Regions from separate parts of the Homo sapiens genome. Here region 2 is linked to region 1. A link is an interaction called in ENCODE POLR2A ChIA-PET data of the cell type or tissue named here. Cell type or tissue: CD4-positive, alpha-beta T cell. All regions are shown on one strand. Links, peaks and the distances in the headings refer to the core of each region. The heading gives the core; the rest is flanking DNA.

The links. Peaks named below come from ENCODE experiments on the same cell type or tissue, not always from the same donor. Only the 100,000 strongest peaks of a DNase experiment are listed, where the experiment ranks them.
Region 2: POLR2A ChIA-PET joins it to region 1 with 6 read pairs; 2 of 35 experiments call an interaction of 5 or more read pairs at or near these places.

The regions. Positions count from the first base shown.
Region 1 is chr19:58,489,813-58,498,144 of GRCh38, forward strand. It overlaps the pseudogene RN7SL693P. Among named protein-coding and RNA genes, the nearest start is that of ZNF446, 18 kb to the left of the region's middle. RefSeq lists a silencer at 50-344 and an enhancer at 154-213. In CD4-positive, alpha-beta T cell, for the core only: no CTCF peak of the experiment used is centred there; no DNase peak of the experiment used is centred there.
Region 2 is chr19:58,212,118-58,228,333 of GRCh38, forward strand. ZNF274 (zinc finger protein 274) reads left to right here. Exons shown (of 8, transcript NM_133502.3): 8 at 44-1,445. The coding sequence ends at 1,026. LOC105372479 (a long non-coding RNA gene) reads right to left here and starts at 4,704. Exons shown (of 2, transcript XR_936125.4): 1 at 4,615-4,704; 2 at 3,917-4,108. It also overlaps the pseudogene RPS15AP36 and the pseudogene LOC100419847. In CD4-positive, alpha-beta T cell, for the core only: no CTCF peak of the experiment used is centred there; a DNase peak (open chromatin) is centred at 7,034; H3K27me3 peaks cover 536 bases.

The sequences.
Region 1 (8,332 bases), core at 849-5,848:
CCCACGCCACCACGCCTGGCTAATTTTTGTATTTTTAGCAGAGGTGGGGTTTCACCATGTTGGCCAGGCTGGTCTTGAACTCCTGGCCTTGGCCTCTCAAAGTGCTGGGATTACAGGCATGAGCCACCGCACCAGCCGTAGTTTTGTTTTCTTGAGACAATCTCACTCTGTCACCCAGGCTGGAGCAAAGTGGTAGAGTCATAGCTCCCTGCAACCTAGAACTCCTGGGCTCAAGTGACCCTCCCACTTCAGCCTCCCCAGTAGCTAGGACAACAGGCACGTGCCACCAGACCTCGCCTTTTTTTTTTTTTTTTTTTTTTGAGACAGAGTCTTGCTGTGCTGTCCAGGATGGTCTCAAATTTCTGGCCTCAAGTCATCCTCCTGCCTCAGCCTTCCAAAGCTCTCAGATTATAGGCATGAGCCACCATACCTGGCCCCATAGTTGAACTTAAAATAGACTATATGATTATCTGGGGGTGTGGGGGGGCTGATCTAGCTACATGATCCCTTTTAAAACATGGAGCTCTTGGCGGGCATAGTGGCTCACACCTGTAATCCCAGCACTTTGAAAGGCCGAGGCAGTCGGATCACCCGAGGTGGTCGGATCACCCAAGATCTATAATTTGAGACCAGCCTGGCCAACAGGGCAAAAACTCATTTCCGCTAAAAATACAAAAATTAGCCGGGCATGGTGGCACGTGCCTGTAATCCCAGCTACTTGGGAGGCTGAGGCAGGAGAATTGCTTGAACCCGGGAGGCGGAAGTTGCAGTGAGCCGAGATCATGCCACTGCACCCTAGCCTGCGTGACAGAGCAAGACTCCATCTTGGAAAAAAAAAATACAAAAATTAGGCCAAGCGCAGTGGCTCACGCCTGTAATCCCAGCACTTTGGGAGGTCGAGGCGGGTGGATCACGAGGTCAGGAGATCGAGACCATCCTGGCCAACATGGTGAAACCCCATCTCTACTAAAAATAAAAAAATTAGCCAGGCGTGGTGGTGGACGCCTGCAATCCCAGCTACTCAGGAGGCTGAGGCAGGAGAATCGCTTGAACCTGGGAGGTGGAGGTTGCAGTGAGCTGAGATCATGCCACTGCACTCCATCCTGAGCAACAGAGCAAGACTCTGTCTCAAAAAAAGAGAAATGCCTATTTTTATTTTTTTTGAGACAGAGTCTTGCTGTGTCGCCCAGGCTGGAGTGCAGTGGCATGATCTTGGCTCAGCGCGACTTCCACCTCCCAGATTCAAGCAATTCTCCTGCCTCAGACTCCCAAGTAGCTGGGATTACAAGCACAGGCCACCACGCCCGGCTAATTTTTATATTTTTAGTAGAGATGGGGTTTTGCCCTGTTGGCCGGGCTGGTCTCAAACTCCTGGCCTCAAGGGATCTGTCTGCCTCACCTTACCAAAGTGTTGGGATTACAGGCGTGAGCCACCACTCCCGGCCCCATACATTTATTTTAAAGTAAATTTCCACATCTTGCAATAATAAAATAAACAGTATTTCAAGTCACCTTAAAATAGATAATGTCTACATTAATAGATGTTCATCCACACAGCCCCGTTTATCACCTGGAACCATACTTGAGAAGTCCTGCCTACCAGTGTCCATCACCAGCTCCATTCCTCTGTAGTTGGTGCCATCTGCAAGAATCGAGCCCCTTCCTGGGGTTTGCACAGGCTGCAGCCTCCTCCTACTACAGCAGATGCCAAAGGGCACTGGGCATGGTGTGGGGGTCAGTTCACTTTCACACAGGGCTTGTGTTTTCCGTGGTCTCGGCAACACCAACAGTGTCTGAACATGACTGCACAGACATTGGTGCCCGCCGCTGCTTGTGAGCTCCAAGACCATCTCTCCTTCTGTGGGTGCCCCACTTATCTCACTTTTTGACCCCTCCCCAGGTCTCTGGAACCCTCTCTTCAGTCTTGACTTCCTGCTGGCCTGTCTGGACCAGGTCTGTCAGTCCTACTCCCCAGCACCAGATGGGCCCTAAGAATCCCCCTCCTGCCACACCTGCTATTTCCTCATATCCAGCCTCTCAGGCTACGATCACCACGCCACCCTTCCAGAAGGTTCCTTCCAACCGCCCTTCCGAAAAGGCCCTCTCCATGGCCCTCTTGTCAATGACTCACTCCCAGCATGGACAGCAGAGACGTGACCCACACCTCTAACCCATGAGGCTCTGCCCAGCCCTCCCTGGACATGTCAGAAAACAGAGAGACCCTAGTCACTGTGGGTCCAGAGGCAGGACCAGCAGCCACGTCCATGCCTTTTCAGAGCACCCTCACCAGGGTAAGGCAAGTTCTAGCAAGGCAGAGAGGGATCTGTGTGAGGAGGTACCTCTCATTACCACCACTGTTAATCATCATTGACTTATTCATTCATAGAGAAAAAGTCATCTTGAACCATCAAACCCGAGAGCATAATGTCGGATACGGAAAGTCGGTGGGAGAAGTCATCTGTCATTAGGGGTGGGAGCGGGGAACTTAACACGGGCATCCAGGAAAAGGCAGGATGAGAAGAAACCGTGGACTTGGTAAAGTCTGTAAGAAACGTCACCATCTGAGCCATCGCTACAGCATCTGCCTGTATTTCTCACATGCTTACATGAAAGGCATTATTTATTCACTTGGACAACAAAGGCTGCTTTTCGTGAGAGTCACTGGTCCTCCCATGAGGGCATCCACCGATACTTCAAGAATCCTTCCTGGGGCCGGGCACAGTGGCTCACGCCTGTAATCCCAGCACTCTGGGAGGCTAAGGGGGGGGCGGATCACGAGGTCAAGAGATCGAGACCATCCTGGGTAACACGGTGAAACCTCGTCTGTACTAAAAAATACAAAAAAAAAAAAATTAGCCAGGCGTGGTGGCGGGCGCCTGTAGTCCCAGCTACTCAGGAGGCTGAGGCAGGAGAATGGCGTGAACCTGGGAGGCGGAGCTTGCAGTGAGCCGAGATTGCGCCACTGCACTCCAGCCTGGGAGACAGAGCTAGACTCCATCTCAAAAAAAAAAAAAAAAAAAAAAAAAAAGGAAGAAAGAAAGAAAGAAACAATCCTTCCTAGGACAGTGAATCACTCCTATAATCCCAGCACTTTGGGAAGCTGAAGCAAGACGATCGCTTAAGCCCAGGAGTTCGAGACCAGCCTGGGTAACACAGTAAGATCCCAACTCTACAAAAGAAAATATGTTTTTTTTAATTAGCAAGGCATGATGGTGCATGCCTGCAGCCCCAGCTACTGGGGGGGATCACTTGAGCCTAGGAGGTCAAGGGTGCAGTGAGCGATGATGGTGCCACTGCACTCCAGCCTGGGTGACAGAGCGAGACCCTATCTCAAAAAAGAAAAAAAAAAACAAAAAAACCAGTCCCCACACTAGCAGCCACCCATAAGAATATAAAGAAAGCATGGTGCCCTCCACCACCTTTTACTTCTATACCTAACCAGCAATTTTGGGGGGAAAAGACATAAATGGGAAAGAGTTCTGACACATGACTAGCTAAGAAGGTTTTGAAATAAAAGTAAAGAGTAGGAATTCCGCCAGGTGCAGTGGCTCACACCTGTAATCCCAGCACTTTGGGAGGCCGAGGCAGGTGGATCACCTGAGGTCAGGGGTTCGAGACCAGCCCGGCCAACATGGTGAAACTCCATCTCTACTAAAAATACAAAAATTAGCCAGGAGTGGCGGCATACACCTATAATCCCAGCTACTCAGGAGGCTGAGGTGGGGGAATCGCTTCAACTTGGGAGGCAGAGGTTGCGGTGAACTGAGATCAAGCCACTGCACTCCAGCTTGGACAACAGAGAGAGACTCCTTCTCAAAAAAAAAAAAAAAAAAAAAAAAAGAGAGAAAGAAAAAGAAAAAAAAAAAAAAAAAAAAAATATATATATATATATATATATATATATATATATATATTACAAGCCTATGCTAATTACAGCAGCTTGGGACAGGAGAAACAGAAAGACTTATAGAATGAAATTAAGAATACGCTGGGTGTGGTGGCTCACGCCTGTCATCCCAGCACGTTGGGAGGCCAAGGCGGGCAGATCACCTGAGGTCAGGAGTTCGAGACCAGCCTGGCCAACATAGTGAAACCCCATCTCTACCAAAAAAATGCAAAAATTAGCTGAGCCTGGTGGCACATGCCTGTAATCCCACCTACTCAGGAGGCTGAGACAGGAGCATCACTTGAACCTGGGAGGCAGAGGTTGCAGTGAGCCCAGATTGTGCAACTGTACTCCAGCCTGGGTGACAGAGTGAGACTACGTCTCAAAAAAAAAAAAAAAAAAGGGTGCAGTGGCTCACACCTGTAACCCCAGCACTTTGGGAGGCCGACGTGGGTGGATCACGAGGTCAAGAGTTCAAGACCAGCCTGGTCAAGATGGTGAAACCCCGTCTCTACTAAAAATACAAAAATTAGTCAGGTGTGGTAGTGTGTGCCTGTAATCCCAGCTACTCAGGAGGCTGAGGCAGGAGAATCACTTGGTTCCGGGAGGCGGAGTTTGCAGTGAGCCAAGATAGTGCCACTGCACTCCAGCCTAGGCAACAAGAGTGAGACTCCATCTCAAAAAAAAAAAAAAAAAAAAAGAAGAATAAAATGTGTGTCACCAGCCCCCAGCACATCCCCTCCACAATAGTAGAGTGTAGGGTAGGGCTCTGCCTGCTCATTTCGCCCCAGGAGGCCAACCCTCCCTGATAGTCCAGGATATTTTTGGAAAAAAAAAAAAAAGGTGCTTTTCCGTCTCCCCAAGATCCTCAAGTTCAACTAGACATTTCCTATATAAATGTTTTGTTCTGCCTGTTCATTTTGGTGGGTGCCCTTTTCTCCCTTCCCCACCACCCGTGCTCCTCCCAGTCTGCCCCTGGCCTCCAGCCCTGAGGATCAGTTGAGGTAGGGTCCCTGGTATTCCGTACCCTCCTCCCTTTGTTTCTGTTGGTTGTCACTCCTGCTGAATGTATTGCTTTTTAATACTGTACTGCAGGTTTTTTTTAAATAAAATTGTTTGGAAAGTAAAAGAGAAAAGGAATAACGTGTGTGATATATTGAATAAAAAACACTTCATAGATCTGTAGTCTAGTGGGGGAATAAGAAAAAGTTTTAAAATTTTTATTTATTTTAGAGACAGGGTCCTGCCTCTGTTGCCCAGGCTGGATGGAGTGCAGCAGCACAATGATAGCTCACTGTTACCTCAAACTCCTGGGCTTAAGCCATCCTCCTGCCTCAGCCTGCCCAGTAGCTAGGACTAAAGGTGCACAATACCACTCCTGGCTAATTTTTTTACTTTTAATTTTTTTTCTAGAGACGTGGTCTCACTATGTTGCCCAGGCTGATCTTGACCTCCTAGGGTGAAGTGGTCCTCCGACCCTGGCCTCCCAAAGTGCTAGGATTACAAGCATGAGCCACTGCACCCAGCCAAAAATTATATTATTATTTAAATTTATTTATTTATTTATTTTTATTTTATTTTTTGAGACGGAGTCTCGCTCTGTCGCCAGGCTGGAGTGTAGTGGTGCAATCTCAGCTCACTGCAACCTCTGCCTCCCCAGCTCAAGAGATTCTCCTGCCTCACCCTCCCGAGTAGCTGGGACTACAGGCATCCGCCACCACACCCAGCTAATTTTTTGTATTTTTAGTAGAGACGGGGTTTCACCATGTTGGCCAGGCTGGTCTCGATCTCTTGACCTCATGATCCACCCACCTTGGCCTCCCAAAGTGCTGGGATTTCAGGCCTGAGCCACCGCGCCCGCCTATTTATTTTTTCTGAGACGGAGTCTTGCCCTGTCACCCAGGCTGCAGTGCAATGGCGCCATCTCAGCTCACTGCAACTTTTACCTTCTGAGTTCAAGTGATTCTCCTGCCTCAGCCTCCTGAGTAGCTGGGATTACAGGCATGCACCACCACACCTGGCTAATTTTTTGTATTTTTAGTAGAGACGGGGTTTCACTATGTTGGCCAGGCTGGTCTCAAACTCCTGACCTCATGATCCACTCACCTCGGCTTCCCAAAGTGCTGGGATTACAGGCGTCAGCCACTGCACCCAGCCTCAAAAATTATTATTATTATTTTGAGACAGACTCTCAGCTCTGTTGCCTAAAGTGGAGTGCAGTGGTGCAATCTTGGCTCACTACAACCTCCACCTCCCAAGTTCAAGCGATTCTCCTGCTTCAGCCTCCTGAGTAGCTGGGATTACAGGTGCATACCACCACACCCAGCTAATCAAATATTATTTTTTAATCCTTGCAAATGTAATAGCAAAAACTATGAATGCCCCAAGCTAGCTAGGGCTTAGGGAGGCACGGATTTGTATAAAGTGCTGGTGAACTTGTAAAGCTGAGGATCCACAGTGAGATATTTCTACAACATCCACACCCTCTGATCCAACACCTGCAACAATGGGCTTGGCAAGTAACTCATGGGGAAAGCACCTCTCTTGGCTGGGGCTTCCTCAACTATGGTGGGAGCAACACAACACAACTCATCCCATGAGATGTGGTGAAGATATCAGCTCTAGGCCAGGCACAGTGGCTCACACCTGTAATCCCAGCACTCTGGGAGGCCGAGGTGGGAGGATCATGAGGTCAGGAGATCTAGACCATCCTGGCTAACACGGTGAAACCCCCTCTCTACTAAAAATACAAAAAGAAAGCCGGGCGTGGTGGCGGGCACCTGTAGTCCCAGCTACTCAGGAGGCTGAGGCAGGAGAGTGGCATGAACCCGGGAGGCGGAGCTTGCAGTGAGCTGAGATTGCACCATTGCACCACAGCCTCGGTGATAGAGCGAGACTCTGTCTCAAAAAAAAAAAAAGTATCAGCTCTAGCCTGGCCCCAGGTGAGTCCACAAGGGTTATTCTTCTTTTTTTCCCACTATACTAACAAGGACGTGAGGGTTCTTTTTTTTTTTTTTTTTTTTTTTTGAGACGGAGTCTCACTCTGTCACCCAGGCTGGAGGAGTATGAAGGAACTGGACAACCTACTGTGTGCGTGGGAGGATCCAAGTCCAGTTGTATGAAAGGGCCAGGGCTCTTCAGGGAACATGTGGGGCTCCACTGGCCACACAGGGCACAGAAATAGCAAGTCACAACAACTATCACTTCGCAGAAGAGAATTACAGTGCACGGCCACCACCAATGACAAACAGATGCTCATAGTGGGACCCCAACTGAAAAGGATACTGTCTCAGCTCCAGGCTGCAGGGCTGACAGGAAGAGCCTCGAATGCTACCAGGAACTCTGTGAAGCCCAGCTGCCTCACAGCCCACGTGGGGTGCTGCCTGCACTGCTCCCTTCGAAGGCTAGTTCTGTCTCAAAGTGGCCCATAGCCTGATGAGGAGGCTGAGGCACGGGAGAGCACAGTATTGTGCCAAACCCCTACTGACTCCAATGGGGACGGCACCAGGTTCAAGAGGCCGAAGAAGAGACTAAGAGCCAGCAAACAAGATGTAGGGTTTTACTGGGGGCTTACATACCGGGGAGAGTCCAGGGGCGGTGGGCTGGGCAGGAGAACCACTTGCAAAAAGCATGCAGTTTATATGGCATTTTCACTTAACATCCTCCCCCTGGCAACCTTCATTTAACTGAAAGCAAAAGGCCAGGATCCCTTATACCACCAGCATTCCATGGGACAGGGCTAAGGACCCAGATGTTCCTCAAAAATAAGGAATGAATCTCTGAGATTCCTTAGCTGGGAACTCTGAACCACACTCAGGTGCGTCTGCCACACAGGGCCATTCTCAGGTGTGCTTAAGCATTGCTGTGGGGTGTGTTTACTATGCACACGAGAAGGGATGGGCAGGGTCGCAGTCTGCAGCACTGCCCACGGACAGCCCTTTGCATATGGCGTTTACTGCTGTGGGGTTCCTTTTCTCACCATCATCACCCCAGCTGTGCTCCCAAAGTTAACCCATGGACCACCGGCCTGGCACCACCACAACTGTTCCAGTGTCTGTAGCCTCACCTTCAGTTCCTACTGGGCCGAGAAGCCTTGGAGGCAGAGGCTCAGCACCCACACACCCCCACCTACATCTCCACTAGGCTTCGGGTAGCAGGTCCAACTCCTGAGACTGTGCAGACTCCCATTTTCCAGAGGCCTCTGCTCCCACTGCTCCCCACCTACAAAGCTTGCCCCAGGGCCTCTACACGTGCCGTTCACAGTGCCAGGGACACTCCTCCCCCAGTTACCTCCTGCTTGCCCTTCTAGCCTCAGTCCAGCAACCTCCAGGCTTTGTCAGATTGTGTATCCACAGCACTTCACAGGGGAGTTATCCACATCCACTGGCCCAGCCACCGCCTCAGTGGCCCACCAAAGACCCACAGATGAGAATCAGAGTTCTCATC
Region 2 (16,216 bases), core at 5,000-9,999, 270 kb before region 1:
ACATCTCTCTATGGGATCCACATCTTTTGTTTATTTTTTTCAGGGTGGGAGACTACACTGGAAAATAAAGAGTTAGCTCCAAATTCTGACATTCCTGAGGAAGAACCAGCCCCCAGCCTGAAAGTACAAGAATCCTCAAGGGATTGTGCCTTGTCCTCTACATTAGAAGATACCTTGCAGGGTGGGGTCCAGGAAGTCCAAGACACAGTGTTGAAGCAGATGGAGTCTGCTCAGGAAAAAGACCTTCCTCAGAAGAAGCACTTTGACAACCGTGAGTCCCAGGCAAACAGTGGTGCTCTTGACACAAACCAAGTTTCGCTCCAGAAAATTGACAACCCTGAGTCCCAGGCAAACAGTGGCGCTCTTGACACAAACCAAGTTTTGCTCCACAAAATTCCTCCTAGAAAACGATTGCGCAAACGTGACTCACAAGTTAAAAGTATGAAACATAATTCACGTGTAAAAATTCATCAGAAGAGCTGTGAAAGGCAAAAGGCCAAGGAAGGCAATGGTTGTAGGAAAACCTTCAGTCGGAGTACTAAACAGATTACGTTTATAAGAATTCACAAGGGGAGCCAAGTTTGCCGATGCAGTGAATGTGGTAAAATATTCCGGAACCCAAGATACTTTTCTGTGCATAAGAAAATCCATACCGGAGAGAGGCCCTATGTGTGTCAAGACTGTGGGAAAGGATTTGTTCAGAGCTCTTCCCTCACACAGCATCAGAGAGTTCATTCTGGAGAGAGACCATTTGAATGTCAGGAGTGTGGGAGGACCTTCAATGATCGCTCAGCCATCTCCCAGCACCTGAGGACTCACACTGGCGCTAAGCCCTACAAGTGTCAGGACTGTGGAAAAGCCTTCCGCCAGAGCTCCCACCTCATCAGACATCAGAGGACTCACACCGGGGAGCGCCCATATGCATGCAACAAATGTGGAAAGGCCTTCACCCAGAGCTCACACCTTATTGGGCACCAGAGAACCCACAATAGGACAAAGCGAAAGAAGAAACAGCCTACCTCATAGCTCTCAAGCCAGTTGAAGAAACCTTGCCTTTTCAGCTTGACCCTGCAATATAACATGCACAGGCCTGCTTGTGAATCAGGACTGAATGTGAAAGGGAAGTATTGAGTGAGGACATTCCCAAAACCAAAGGACAACTGAGGAGACTGCCCAGCACATAATGAATAAATAAGAAAATGAGTGAGGAGTTATTAACATCATTTGGAAAAAAGATTTCCCATTCACTTGATATTGTTTGTTCACTCATTTAGTCATTAAAAGTGAGATTAATAAAATCTGAAAATGTTATATAATAACTTTAAAAAGCCAGGTAATTAATAATCTGCACTGATATTACATCCACAGTACCACAGTATTTATGTGTATGAATTAAGGATTAAAAGATAATGTGGATAAATAAACTATTGATCTATGTCTGTGTAGAACCTGTGTATTTCCTGCCTGCTTAAATATCTCTATAGTAATGATTAATATTTAAGCAACATTAAAACACAAGGAAGGAGATCATCAGATAGTTCTAGAAGATTCTGTGCAAGGCTGCAGCACCTTGGGCACAAGATACTATGTGAGTTGGGATGACTGAATCTTTCTGCTCCTTAGGGGGTTGTCATGATATGGTTAGGTGGAGGTAAGGAAAATTTAAACCCAAAGGGCTGGAAACCCCAGGCAAGTGTGGGGCTTCCTGGGAATATTCATGTTTCTTTTGTTATTTTTCGCACAGAATCTCATCCTGTCACCCAGGTTTGAGTGCAGAGGTAGAATCATAGCTTACTGTAGCCTCGAACACCTGGGCTCAAAGGATCACCTGGGCTCAAAGATCCTCCTGGCTCAGTCTTTCAAGTAGCTGGGACTATAGGCATGCACCACCATGCCTAGCTTCATTTGGTTTGTGTTTCCATTTTTCCTGAGAGACTATCACAAGGAAGGCAACTGCTCTGGCCAGGAGCCCATCACTAAGTTAAGCAAAAAGACACTGGCAATACTAGAGCATGTACTTGCCCACAGTTCACATTCTTTCTCCAGGTCACATAGCCCACAGTATATGACCCGCTCCATTCCTTGTTCTAGGCTCCACCTTTGCTCTTGAGTTCCATGTAACATTTAACATAAAACTCTGGATCAAAAATACTTAGGTTCAAGACACTGGTTGAGTGCTACTCTGCATAGCCTCTTTAGAACCCTTGGGTCTTGCCAACAAGGGTGAGGTGCAGTCGTGCCATCTAGGATGAGAGTACCTCCTTTCTCTGCAGAAGTGAAAAACCCTTGGAGACAGGACCAGAGTAGATACCTTGAGCCCATGTGCCTGGAGAATGATGGTGGTACACCAGCAGCCCTATTGCCATTCACACATTGGGCACAGGGCTTGTGGTTGCTATGTTGCTTCTAGTCATTTCAGCACTTTAATATGGCACATGTTAGCTTCTTTGAGAACATACACAGTTGAAGAACTTGCCCAGGGACGTTAGTTGGTAAAAACAGCCTCCTCAGCTGTTCAGAACTCTACAATATCACCTCTCAAGAATGAACCAAAGAATGGGACCCTTGAGATTAGAACCTGGTAAACTAAAAATTCCCAGATTCCAAATCCTAGACTGAGGGGTGAGTCCAAAGTTTTAGTGATGGCTTCAGGAACTGAGATGATGGTTTGAGCTGGGTCTGGGAAAATAAGGGACCCAGGAATAGGAAAGGGGGAGAACATACTAGGGTATGGGAGAGCTGATTGGAACTACAAAGTACAAGGCCAGTGGGTCCATTCCAAGGTATGGAATGGCTCATCTCATGGCTGGCACCTGGGCTTGAGGTGGCTCTAAGGCTGAGTTCAGTTGTGTTAGGTTCTCTCATCCAAAGAGCCAGGGTTCCAACAGTATTAGGCAGAAACAGCATGGCTTTTTCTGACCCAGCCTAGGTCACATGGTGTCACCCCAGGACAGTCTATCCTTTACAAGCCAGTCACTAAGGCCAGCCGGATTCAGTGGGAAGGGGGTTAAACTCCATCTCTTGAAGGGAGAGTACCAAGGTTAAGAAAGGCAGGAGAGTGTGGTGGCCAACTCTGGTTAAAAAGGTCTACAAGTATGCCAGCATTTACCTTTAAATACTGTGTATCCCCACCTGTGCTTGCAAGACAGGAAGAGGAAGGCAGGGAGAGAGGCTGCACATGTGGGAGCTGACCCACTAGACACAATTATTAGATGTAGTTTAAATCCTGGCTCTGCTCCTCACTGGGTCTGTGATTGTCAGAAAGAAGATTAATGCCTGGAGGGTCCACGTTCCATATATCCAGTACACCAGTGAAAAGGTACATGACGCTGGGCACAGTGGCTCACGCCTGTAATCCCAGAACTCTGGGAGGATCATCTGAGGCCAGGAGTTAGAGATCAGCCTGGGGAACATGGCAAGATCCTGTCTGGAAAAAAAAAAAAAAAAAAAGGCCAGGTGTGGTGATGCACCTGTAGTCCCAGCTACTCAGGAGGCTGAGGTAGGAGGAATGCTCGAGCCTAAGAGTTTGAGGCTGCAGTGAGCTATGATAGCACCTCTGCACTCCAGCCTGTGTGGGAGTGAGACCTTGTCTCAAAAATAAATTTAAAAATTGTAAAAAGAGGTTACAAAGATGTTAGCTTCTTTGAGAACACATGCAGTTGAGGAACTTGCCCAGGGATGTTGGTAAAAACAGCCTCTTCAGCCATTCAGAACTCTACAATATCACCTCTCAAGAATGAACCAAAGAGTGGGACCAATTAATTCCAGCACATCCACTTATTTGTTCAACAAGAGTGTCTGTATCATTTACCAAGAAGGATTAAAAAGTAATTTTGTTCTCTTTGTTCCTTTGTGGCTGATTTTTAATGCAGAGACTATGTATCCTGGATCTAGCCAGTTGAGCAAACTCTGATTAATTTTAATAGGTTTTACTAAAATCTGGATTTCCATACTTTTAATTTTATGTTAATCTTTGCATAGTTTTCTTCTGAATACAAAGTAACAGAAGATTTGATTTTTTAAAAATCTCTCTTTCCACCATCCTTTGGTGCCGTCGTCAAGGTGCGGATGAATATCCTGTCTGATGTTCTCAAGAGGATCAACAATGCTGAAGAGAGGCAAAAGACAGATTATTACTAGGAGGTGCTCCAAAGACATTCTCCGGTTTCTAATTGTGATGATGAAGCATGGTTACATTGGTAAATTTGACATCACTGATGATCACAGAGCTGGGGAAATTGTCGTGAACCTCACAGGCATGTTAAACAAGTGTGGAATGATCAGCCCCAGATTTGATGTACTCAAAGTTCTAGAAAAACGGCAGAATAATCTGCTTCCATCCTGCCAGTTTGGTTTCATTGTACTGACTTCAGCCGGCATCATGGACCACGAAGCAGCAAGACAAAAATACACAAAAGGGAAAATCCTGGGATTCTTTTTCTAGGGGTGTAATGCTTACAAAAAAAAATGCCTCCGTGGACTACAGTGCATCCAAAAACAAAATAACTGACATTTGTACCACACAAAAGTTACCCTCCAATAGTGTGATCTTTCTTTCTTAAGGTGTAAAACCACACTCGGGGTTGTGGTATTTGATGCTGTGCGAAATTTTACCTTCCCTCGCAGCTCGCGAGAATTTGCGGGGCCATTCAGCATGGCCAGCATGGGTCCGAGTGAGGAGGGTCCATCCTCATTGCACAGGCTACGGAGTGGCTCCCCGGGTACTTTCCAAGGCCAGGTCTCCACCTCGAAGTGCGTCAAAGGCTGCAGGCCCTGGGGAGGCTGACCAGGGCCCGAGGGAGGACGACAAGCGGGGACGTTGGCGGAGGGGTTAATGGCGGAGTCGCGATCCAGCCGAGCCCACAACTCTGGGAGGCTGGTTCTGCCTCTCTCCCGAAGCGTCGCCCGGCTAAGCTTCGAGCACCAGGACACACAACCGCCGACTATTCCAGAGCCCACAGTCGGCTTCACGCTGGAGGCCGGAAACGACACGTCCCCAAAGCCCGCGCGCGCGGCCCGCCAGAACTGACCTACCCAATCACCGCACCGCTGCGATCAAGCGGCGACACACGTTGCCGGGTAAGAGTCACGCTTTGGCAAATAAGCAACCTGCCTCATCCAATCAGCGTCTCGCCTGCCCGGTTAGTTCCTTGTCTTGCCCAACCAGATTCTTGCCTCCTCCATACCGCTACTTGCGTGTGCCGGTGCCTGGCCCAATCAGCGTCTTGCGCCTCTTCTCGCTCCCGGGCCTGGTGGAAACAGACTCAGGGCCATTTTGGCTACACCTGGGAGCAGGGCACCCTGGCGGCTGGCTGCGGCCGCTGCAGAGATGAATGGCCCCGGATCTGTGGAGGCTCGCCTGCCCCTGGGGACCCCGTCCTCGGCCTGGGGGGTAGTGTCAGGTGTGTTTGAACCAGAGCAATTCCATCTTGAATAGGGACTCTCTAAACTAAGGCTAAGACCGGTTGGGCTACATTCCCAGTAAGTTAAGGCATTCTTAGTCACAGGATGAGATAGGAGGTCGGTACAAGATACAGGTCATAAAAACCTTGCCGATAAAACAGCTTGCAATAAAGAAGCCGCCCAAAACCCACCAAAACCAAGATAGCGATGAGAGTGACCTCTGGTCGTCCTCGCTGCTACACTCTCACCAGGGCCATGACAGTTACAAATGCCATGGCAACGTCAGGAAGTTACCCTATATGGTCTAAAAAGGGGAGGCGTGAATAATCCACCCGATGTTTAGCATATCATTAAGAAATAACCATAAAAATGGGCAACCAGCAGTCCTCGGGGCTGCTCTGTCTATGGAGTAGCCATTCTTTATTCCTTTACTTTCCTAATAAACTTGCTTTCACTTTATGGACTGGACTTGAATTCTTTCTTGCATGAGATCCACAAACCCTCTCTTGAGATCTGGATCGGGACTCCCTTTCCGGTAACAGTGAGAGCCCAGACTGGAGACAGGTGGTCACAGGCTCCTAGGGGATTGGGGCCCTAGGGAGCCGTTGGTCTGTGCAACCGCCAGGCCCCGCCCGGGTCTCCTCATTAGGCTCAGGCGCACAAGCGCTGAGCTGGCCTGGTCCTCAATCACAGGTGAGAAGCATCCCGTTCCCACCTTGGGAATGGCCCAGCGCCTGCCGGTCCTAGACGCCCAGCCTGGCCTGGCCACGGACTCTTGGTGAAGGGTTGGGCTGCGCATCACTCAGCTGTGGTAGTGGTGATGATGGTAGGGGTGCTGGGGGACTCGAGCTGTGTCCTGAGCAGAAACTTGAAAGAAATGTGAGTAGCTCTGCCGGGACCACGCATCTCTAGGCACGCCCGGCAGGGGGAATATCGAGATGCTTACTACACCAGTTTGTGTTTTGCCATATCCAGGATCCTCAGTCTTATTTGCTGAATAATAATTTTTATTATTTACTTATTTACTTTTTGATAAGGAGTCTCACTCTGTCGCCCAGGCTGGAGTGCAGTGGCGCCATGTCGGCTCGCTGCAAGCTCCGCCTGCCGGGTTCACGCCATTCTCCTGCCTCAGCCTCCGGAGTAGCTGGGACTACAGGCGCCCGCCACGACGCCCTGCTAATTTTTTTTTTTTTTTTTAAGTAGAGACGGGGTTTCACCGTGTTAGCCAGGATGGTCTGGATCTCCTGACCTCGTGATCTGCCCGCCTCAGCCTCCCAAAGTGCTGGGATTACAGGCGTGAGCCACCGCGCCCGGCCTGCTGAATAATTTTTTTAAATCCATGCGTTAAAATTCAAAATTTATAAACTGATTTAAAAGGGATCATTTGGGTCGCGCCCTGTGGGTCAGGCCTGTAATCCCAGCACTTTGGGAGGCCCAGACGGGTGAATCGCTTGAGCCCAGGAGTTCGAGATCAGCCTGGGCAACACAGCAAGACTGCATATCTGGGAAAAAAAAATGCTGGGCATGGTGGCACACACCTGTAGTCCTAGCTACTTGGGAGGATCGCTTGAGCCCAGGAGTTGGCTGCTGCAGTAAGCTGTGATTGTACCGCTGCACTCCAGCCTGGCCAGCAGAGGGAGACCTTGTCTCAAAAAAAGAGGGGTGGGGGGGTGGGGCCTTTTGGTTATTTACTTGCCAAAATAAACGTGAGTTAAATACAGTTGGTTAAAGGCCCAGCGCAGTGGCTCACACCTGTAATTCTAAAACTTTGGGAGGCTGAGGTGGGTGGATCACTCGAGGTCAGGAGTTCGAGACCAGCCTGGGCAACCTGGAGAAATCCGTTCTCTACCAAAAATACAAACATTAGCCAGGCACACCTGTAGTCCCAACTACTCAGAATCCTGAGGCAGGAGAATCCCTTGAACACAGGAGGCAGAGGTTGCACTGATCCGAGATCATGCCACTGCACTCCAGGCTGGACAACAGAGTGAGTGAGACTCCATCTCAAAATCATCATCATTATCATCATCTACAAGGGGAAAATGGCAGAAGTTAAGACAATTTTGAACAGGAAGAACAATGTACGGAATGTCTTACCAAAATGAAAGTGTGTATTGTTAAGCTGAAGTAATTAAAACTGTGACCCTGGAGCAGACAGAGACAGAGCAATGCAACAAAGCTATGTAGAGATGGCATTTGTGGCATATGATAAAGCAGCCATTTTTAAGTTATCCAGAAAAGAGGGAATGTTCTGAAAATGTGCTGGGAGAGTATATAGTTGTCTGGAAGAAAATTAAGTCAGACCTCCATCATACCATACAGAAAGTTAAATTTCAGAGGGATGAAAGAACATAGGGCCAGGCACAGTGGCTCATGCCTGTAATCCCAGCACTTCGGGAGGCTGAGGCGCGGGCAGATCACCTGAGGTCAGGAGTTCGAGATAAGCCTGGCCAACATGGTGAAACGCCATCTCTACTAAAAATACAAAGATTAACCGGGTGTGCTGGCAGACGTCTGTAATCACAGCTGCTCGGGGGGCTGAGACAGGAGAATTGCTTGAACCCGGGAGGCAGAGGTTGCAGTGAGCCAAGATCACAACACTGCAGTCCAGCCTAGGTGATGGAGCAACACTCTGTCTTAAAAAAAAAAAAAAAAGAGCCAAGCGTGGTGGCTCATGCCTGTAACCCCAGCACTTTAGGAGGCCAAGGTGGGCAGATCACCTGAGATCAAGAGTTCGAGACCAGCCTGGCCAACATGGCAAAACCCCATCTCTACTAAAAGTACAAAAATTAGCCAGGCGTGGTGGTGGGTGCCTGTAATCCCAGCTACTCAGGAGGCTGAGGCAGGAGAATTGCTTGAACCCGGGAGGCGGAAGTTGCAGTGAGCTGAGATGGAGTCACTGCACTCCAGCCTGGGCGACAAGAGTGAGACTCCGTCTCAAAAAAAAAAACAAAAAAAAAATCACACTCAACAATTTATCAAAAGGATGACAGTATATTTAAACTCAGGAATGCAAGAATGCTTCAGGCCGGGCATGGTGGCTCACACCTGTAATCCCAGAACTTTGGGAGGCCGAGGCAGGTGGATCACGAGGTCAGGAGATCGAGACCATCCTTGCTAACATGGTGAAACCCCATCTCTACTAAAAATACAAAAAATACAAAAAATTAGCTGGGCGTGGTGGTGGGCGCCTGTAGTCCCAGCTACTGAGGCAGCAGAATGGCGTGAACCCGGCAGGCGGAGCTTGCAGTGAGCCAAGATTGCGCCACTGCACTCCAGCCTGGGTGACAGAGCGAGACTCCGTCTCACAAAAAAAAAAAAAAAAAAAAAAGAAAATGATTTAAAAGATCAAAAGGAAAAATAAATGCTTATGACAGTCTGACAGCCAAGAAAATTATAATCAAAATAACAGTCAAGGAACCGGCCTTGCTTGATATTAAAATGTCATTATAATCTCAACAGAATGGTATTATATTATTATTTATTTGTTTGTTTATGTATTTATTTTTGAGACGGAGTCTCGCTCTGTCGCCCAGGCTGGAGTGCAGTGGCACGATCTCGGCTCACTGCAAGCTCTGCCTCCCGGGTTCACGCCATTCTCCTGCCTCAGCCTCCCGAGTAGCTGGGACTACAGGTGCCCGCCACTATGCCCAGCTAATTTTTTGTATTTTTAGTAGAGACGGGGTTTCACTGTGTTAGCCAGGATGGTCTCGATCTCCTGACCTCGTGATCCACCCGCCTCGGCCTCCCAAAGTGCTGGGATTACAGGAGTGAGCCACCGTGCCCGGCCTATTGATTTATTTTTTTGACACGGAGTCTCACTCCCTCACCCAGGCTGGAGTGCAATGGCGCGATCTTGGCTCACTACAACCCCCGCCTCCCGGATTCAAGCGATTCTCCTGCCTCAGCGTCCCCAGTAGTTGGGATTACAGGCGTCCGCCACCACTCCCGGCTACAGAATGGTATTATTATAAGAATTGACAAATGGATGTGTGGAAGAAAAATGATAGCTTATTTGAAAAGTGATTTTGGGAGAATTCTAGCTTTCCCAGTAAGCTGATGCCTGCATCAGACCTCAAACAAAAGTAATTCCTAATAGACTAATGATTTGTATGTTTTTAAAATTTTTTTTATATTTTGAGATGGAGTCTTGCTCTGTCACCCAGGCTGGAATGCAGTGCCGAGATCTTGGCTCACTGCAACCTCTGCCTCCCAGGTTCAAGCGATTCTCCCCGCTCAGCCCCACTAGTAGCTGGGATTACAGGCGCGTGGCATAATGCCCTGGCTAATTTTTGTATTTTTAGTAGAGACAGGGTCTCACCATGTTGGCCAGGCTGTTCTCAAACTCCTGACCTCAAGCTATCCACCCGCCCTGGCTTCCTAAAGTGCTGGGATTACAGGCTTGAGTCACCGCACCTGGCCAGATTTGCATGTTTTAAAAAGTGCAAAAGAAAATTTAGAAGACTACATAAACATAAAATCTGTGGCTTGCAATACTTTTTAAAGCAAGACAAAAAACTCAGATCTATTCATAAAGGAAGAGTAGACAACATACTTTACATAAAAAGAATTTTTTTTTTTTTCGAGACAAAGTCTTGTTCTGTCACCTAGGCTGGAGTGCAGTGGTGCAATCTCGGCTCACTGCAACCTCTGCCTCCTGAGTTCAAACGATTCTCATGCCTCACCCGCCTGAGTCGCTGGGATTACAGGCATGCACCGCCAGGCCTGGCTGATGATTGTATTTTTAGTAGAGATGGATTTTGCCATGTTGGCCAGGCTGTCTTGAACTGGCCTCAAGTGATTCTCTTGCCTGAGCTTCCCAAAGTGCTGAGATTACAAGCATGAGCCACTGCATCTGGCCTAAAAAGAATTTTTTGTATGCTAAAATAGATACCATAAATTTAAAAAGAGAATAAACTATGTATTGAGAAAAATATTTGTTACACAAATGACAGACGAGATTAACATTGATAAACTATCATGAACGCCTATAAAGTGCCAAAAAAGAAAAAAATATTAATTAGACAAAACACAGAAAACAAAACCTCAAATAACCAGTAAGAATATGTAAAGATCCTGAAATCACAAGTAGCTAGGGAATACAAATTACACAAAATGTTACTTTTACCCAAAATACTGGCAAAATACAAAGGATAATACCCAATGCTGGAAAGAATAGGGACTATTATTCTCACTTTGGAAAGTAATTTGGTAATACCTAAGAGAATCAAAAATACACTTATCCTTCAACTTGTGCAGTCCCACTGGAGGGGCTCTGACCTATAGAAATGAAGGCACTAATTCTGGGTGTCCGGGGGTGTTTACTACAGTATTGTTTATGTTGTGTTTGGAAATAGAGAAGAGTGTGGGAGGTGAATGCTAGGATTTTACACTGAAAGAGGTGCAGATGAGGGGGAAGAAGTAGGCTGGAGCAAATTGAAAGTGATGTCTGCTATAATTAGTTAAGAGAAAATATGAATGTAAGGTTCAATGTATGAAGTTTTTTTTTTTCTTTTTCTTTTTTTTTTTTTTTTTTTAGACAGTCTTGCCCTGTTGCCCAGGCTGGAATGCAATGGCATGACCTTGGCTCACTGCAACCTCTGCCTCCCAGATTCAATCAATTCTCCTGCCTCAGCCTCCCGAGTAGCTGAGCCTCCCGCCACCATGCCTGGCTAATTGTTGTATTTTTAGTAGAGACAGGGTTTCACCGCGTTGGTCAGGCTGGTCTTGAACTCCTGACCTTGTGGTCTGCCCACTTCAGCCTCTCAAAGTGCTGGAATTACAGGCGTGAGCTACTGAGCCCAGCCACAAGGTATGAAGTTTTTCTAGACATGTAAAAGTGAGCATGCACTTGGGCAAAAACGAGAGTCATCCAAAAATGAAAACATAAGATTTAATTTCAGGATGGGAGTCTATGTCATCTTCTATTTGAATTTTCTGTTATTTCCTGAGTTCCAACTTTTTTCCACTCCAGATAATTCATACTATAATATTTCCATAAACCTGGCTCACAGAATAAAAGTTTGAAAAATAAGTTTATTTCAATAATCATTAGAAAAATTATAGTCGGGCACGGTGGCTCATGCCGGTAATCCCAGCACTTTGGGAGGCCGAGGCTGGCAGATCACGAGGTCAGGGATTCGAGACCAGCTGATCAACATAGTGAAACCCCGACTCTACTAAAAGTACAAAAATTAGCAGGGCGTGGTGGTGCGCGCCCATAATCCCAGCTACTCAGGAGGCTGAGGAAGGAGAATTGCTTGAACCTGGGAGGCAGAGGTTGCAGTGAGCCAAGATCGCACCACTGCACTCCAGCCTGGGCGACAGAACGAGACTCTGTCTCAAAAAAAAAAATTATGGAAGTGAAAAATTGTGCAAAAATGAGTGTGTACCAACTTTCTGTCAGAGCTTCACCTTAATCATCTAATAAGAAAGCAAACAAAAGATAAACTGTATAAGCATGCCAACAATAATCTTTATTTCTGCCATGTTTTACCCTTTAATATTCAGAAGAAAAGTCATACAGGAGGAAAATTTTATAACTATAGTAAATATAGACAACTTGAACAACACTAGATCTCTACTGGCCAAAAGGAAAAAACAAAAAACAACCCCCAGTATATCCCTAAATGTACACCAGAGAATCTTAAAAGATAAAATAATTTGGCCAGGCACGGTGGCTCCCGCCTGTAATCTCAGCACTTTGGGAGGCCGAGGTGGGCGGATCACGAGGTCAGGAGATCGAGACCATCCTGGCTAACACGGTGAAATTCCATCTGTACTAAAAATACAAAAACAAAATTAGCCAGGCATAGTGGCGGGGGTCTGTAATCCCAGCTACTCCAGAGGCTGAAGCAGGAGAGTGGCATGAACCCAGGAGGCGGAACTTGCAGTGAGCAGAGATCGCACCACTGCACTACAGCCTGGGCAACAAAGCAAGACTCAAAAAAAAAAATAAAATAATTCATGTGATTATAATAAATTTGAGAAAAACTTCTTTTATAGCTCTTGCCTTTCTCAAAGGGGGAGGACTCATCCTGGAGAGAAACCCCATGGATGTATTCAACATGGTAAATCTTTTTGATGGAGCTCTCACCTAGTTGCACATCACAACTTATACCAGATAGAAAATTTATGAATGTAATCAATGTGGAAAGTTTTTCAGCCTGGTGCTCCCACCTTGTTAGACGTATACTGAAGACTCTGGGAACATCGGGAACGTCAGAGAGCTTTCAGCAGGAGATCTCATCTAATTGGGCAATAGAAAACTCATACTGAAGAAAAACAATTCCATGTAATCAATGTGAGAAATATTTCAGTGACATCCTTGATTTTAATTGGCATCAGGGAAAGTGTAATAGAGAGAAGCCTTATGAATGTAGTCAAGGTAGGAAATCTTTCTATACAGCTCTGGCCTTGTTGCACATAAAATAACTCATACTGGAAAGAAGCTTCGTGACTGTAATCAGTGTTGGAAATGGTTCAGTTAGAGTTCTCACTTGTTGCTCATCAGATAAATCATACCGGTGAGAAACTGCGAGTGTCCTGAGTGTAGGAAATCAGCTGGAGCTGATTACTTATATGGCATCAGAGATTTCACATTAGAGAGAAACCTCATGAATGTCACTGGTGTGGAAAATCCCGCAGCAAGAATTCTCACCTTATTGAACAGCAAATAACTCATTCTGGAGAGAAGCCTATAAATGTAGTCAACGTGGAAAAACTTTCAGACAGAATTATTATTGTGTATGCACCAAAAAATTCATATGGGCAAAAGCCAACATGAATGTCTAAATGTGAAAAAGCCTTCAGGAGACTATCTGACCTTATGGAACACCAGATCATTCATAATAGAGAGAAACTGTATGCATATAATCAGTGCAGAAAGGCCTTTCAGGCAGCATTCTAATCATGTCAGGCACCAGATAACTCATTCTTGAGTCAAACTGTTAATGAACTTTTTATTTATTTTATTTTATTTTTGAGATGGAGTCTCGCTCTGTTGCCCAGGCTGGAGTGCAGTGGCGTGATCTCGGCTCACTGCAAGCTCCGCCTCCTGGGTTCACGTCATTCTCCTGCCTCAGCCTCCCAAGTAGCTGGGACTACAGGTGCCCGCCACCATGCCCGGCTAATTTTTTGTATTTTTTTTTTGAGATGGAGTCTCCCTGTTGCCCAGGCTGGAGTGTGGTGACACAATCTCAGCTCACTGCAACCTCCACCTCCCGGGTTCAAGCTATTCTCCTGCCTCAGCCTCCCGAGTAGCAGGGATTACAGACACACACCACCATGCCCAGCTAATTTTTTTGTATTTTTAGTAGAGACGGGGTTTCACCATGATGGCCAAGCTGGTTTTGAACTCCTGACCTCAAGTGATCCGCCCGCCTCGGCCTCCCAAAGTGCTAGGATTACAGGCGTGAGCCACCGTGCCCGGCCTAATTTTTTGTATTTTTTAGTGGCGACGGGGTTTCACCATGTTAGCCAGGATGGTCTCGATCTTCTGACCTCGTGATCCACCTGCCTTGGCCTCCCAAAGTGCTGGGATTACAGGCGTGAGCGACCGCACCTGGCCAATGAACTTTTTAAATTGAGACAGGGTTTCACTCTGTCATCCAGGCTGGAGTATAGTGGCAAGATCATCACTCCCTGCAGCCTCAACCTCTTGGTCTCAAGTGATCTTCCAACCTCAGCCTCCCAAAGTTCTGGGGTTACAGGTGTGAGGCATTGTGCCCAGCCATAACTTTTAAAAGATTTTCTTCCCTTTTATTTAGACATCAAGGTAAAAGTAACTTTTTTTTTTTTTTTTTTTGAGTCAGAGGCAGGCTGGAGGAGTGCAGTGGCACCATCTCGGCTCACTGCAACCTCCACCTCCTGGGCTCAAGCCATTCTCCTGTCTCAGCCTCCTGAGTAGCTGGGATTACAGGTGCCCACCACCACACCTGGCTAGTTTTTGTATTTTTAGTAGAGACAGGGTTTCGCCATGTTGGCCAGGCTGACCTTGCACTCATGACCTCAGGTGATTCACCTGTCTCAGCCTCCCAAAGTGCTGGAATTACAGGCATAAGCCACTGTGCCCAGCCAAAGGTAACATTTTTAATGTAACAATATATGGTCATTCTTTGCTCTTATGACACAATCCTACAAAAGGCGATCACTAAGCTTAAGCACTAAGCCTAAAACTGAATAATATAAACACTGATGTAGGGAAAGTTGTTCCTCAGACGACTCCATTATTGATACAGACATGGAAACAGTAAACAGAAATGTAACATCAAAGTTCTTATTTACTTGAACTTTTTTTTTTTTTGAGACGGAGTCTCCCTCTGTTGCCCAGGCTAGAGTGCAGTGGCGTGATCTTGGCTCACTGCAAGCTCCGCCTCCTGGGTTCAGGGCCATTCTCCTGCCTCAGCCTCCCAAGGAGCTGGGACTACAGGCTCCCGCCACCACGCCCGGCTAATTTTTTGTATTTTTTGTAGAGACGGGGTTTCACCATGTTAACCAGGATGGTCTCGATCTCCTGACTTCGTGATCGGCCTGCCTCAGCCTCCCAAAGTGCTGGGATTACAGGCGTGAGCCACCACTCCTGGCCTGAAATTTTCTATAATAAAAACAAACAAGATCATTTATTATCTCATAATGAAAAGTCCCTGAGGTGAGCATAGGCAATGTTGATTCAGTGGCACAAAGAGGATTCATTCCATCATGGATACTGGTTCTTTCCATTTTTCTGCTGTGCCATTCTCAGCATGTTGCCTTTACCTCCTGGGGTGGCTTCCTCATGGTGCCAGTGTGCTTGTAATTGTCCTACACATCACATACAGACATCACGGTCCAGGGGCAAAAGAAGACACATTGCTATCTTATGTCCACTTTTAAGACTGAGGGAACCGGCCGGGAGCGGTGGCTCATGCCTGTAATGCCAGCACTTTGGGAGGCCGAGGCGGGTGGATCATGAGGTCAGGAGATCGAGACCATCCTGGCTAACAGGGAGAAACACCGTCTCTACTAAAAAAGAAAAATTACAAAAAATTAGCCGGGCGTGGTGGCGGGCGCCTGTAGTCCCAGCTACTCGGGAGGCTGAGGCAGGAGAAAGGCGTGAACCCGGAAGGCGGAGAGTGCCGTGGGCCTAGATCGTACCACTGCACTCCAGCCTGGTGGACAGAGCGAGACTCCGTCTCACAAAAAAAAAAAAAAAAAAAAAAAAAAAAAAAGACTGAGGGAACCTTCCCAGGAAACCCCTAGCAGCCTTATTTCTCCTTGGCCAGAATATCCTTGCCTAATTCACACAGCAAGAAGCTTGAGTCCATTCTGATTAGCTTAGAATCCATCAAGATCCTCCCTTAGGGAGTTAGATTCTAGATTTCCCGGAAGAATCTAAAAATTGCAGGGTCGTGCTAGCCAGGTATGAAAATAAGCAAGTAAAAAGATGATGACTGTTGGGTAAAGCTATCGACAAGGTCAGCTACAAAACAGTCAAGCCAAGGAAGGCTAGTCACAGATGCACCCCAGACACAAAAGCACAGTCCAGGAGCTGAGGGTGCCTGAGCCACAGTGGTTCCCGCCTACCTGGCCTTCGTAGGAAAGTTTCCTGTGGTCTCCCTCATTGAAGAGCCAGGACGGGTCAGGCGGTGGTGGGTCTCAGACATTGAGCCCCACAACGCACTGAGACTGAACATCAGACCATTTATAATAACAGAACTCTGTCCCACAACTTCTGCAGCAATAGGTACAAAACAGAACTTGGTCACTGCCAGCCTCCCTATTTTTTTCCCTGTCCCACTTAGGAGCTACCACAGAAAGCCAAATAGGCTCGACT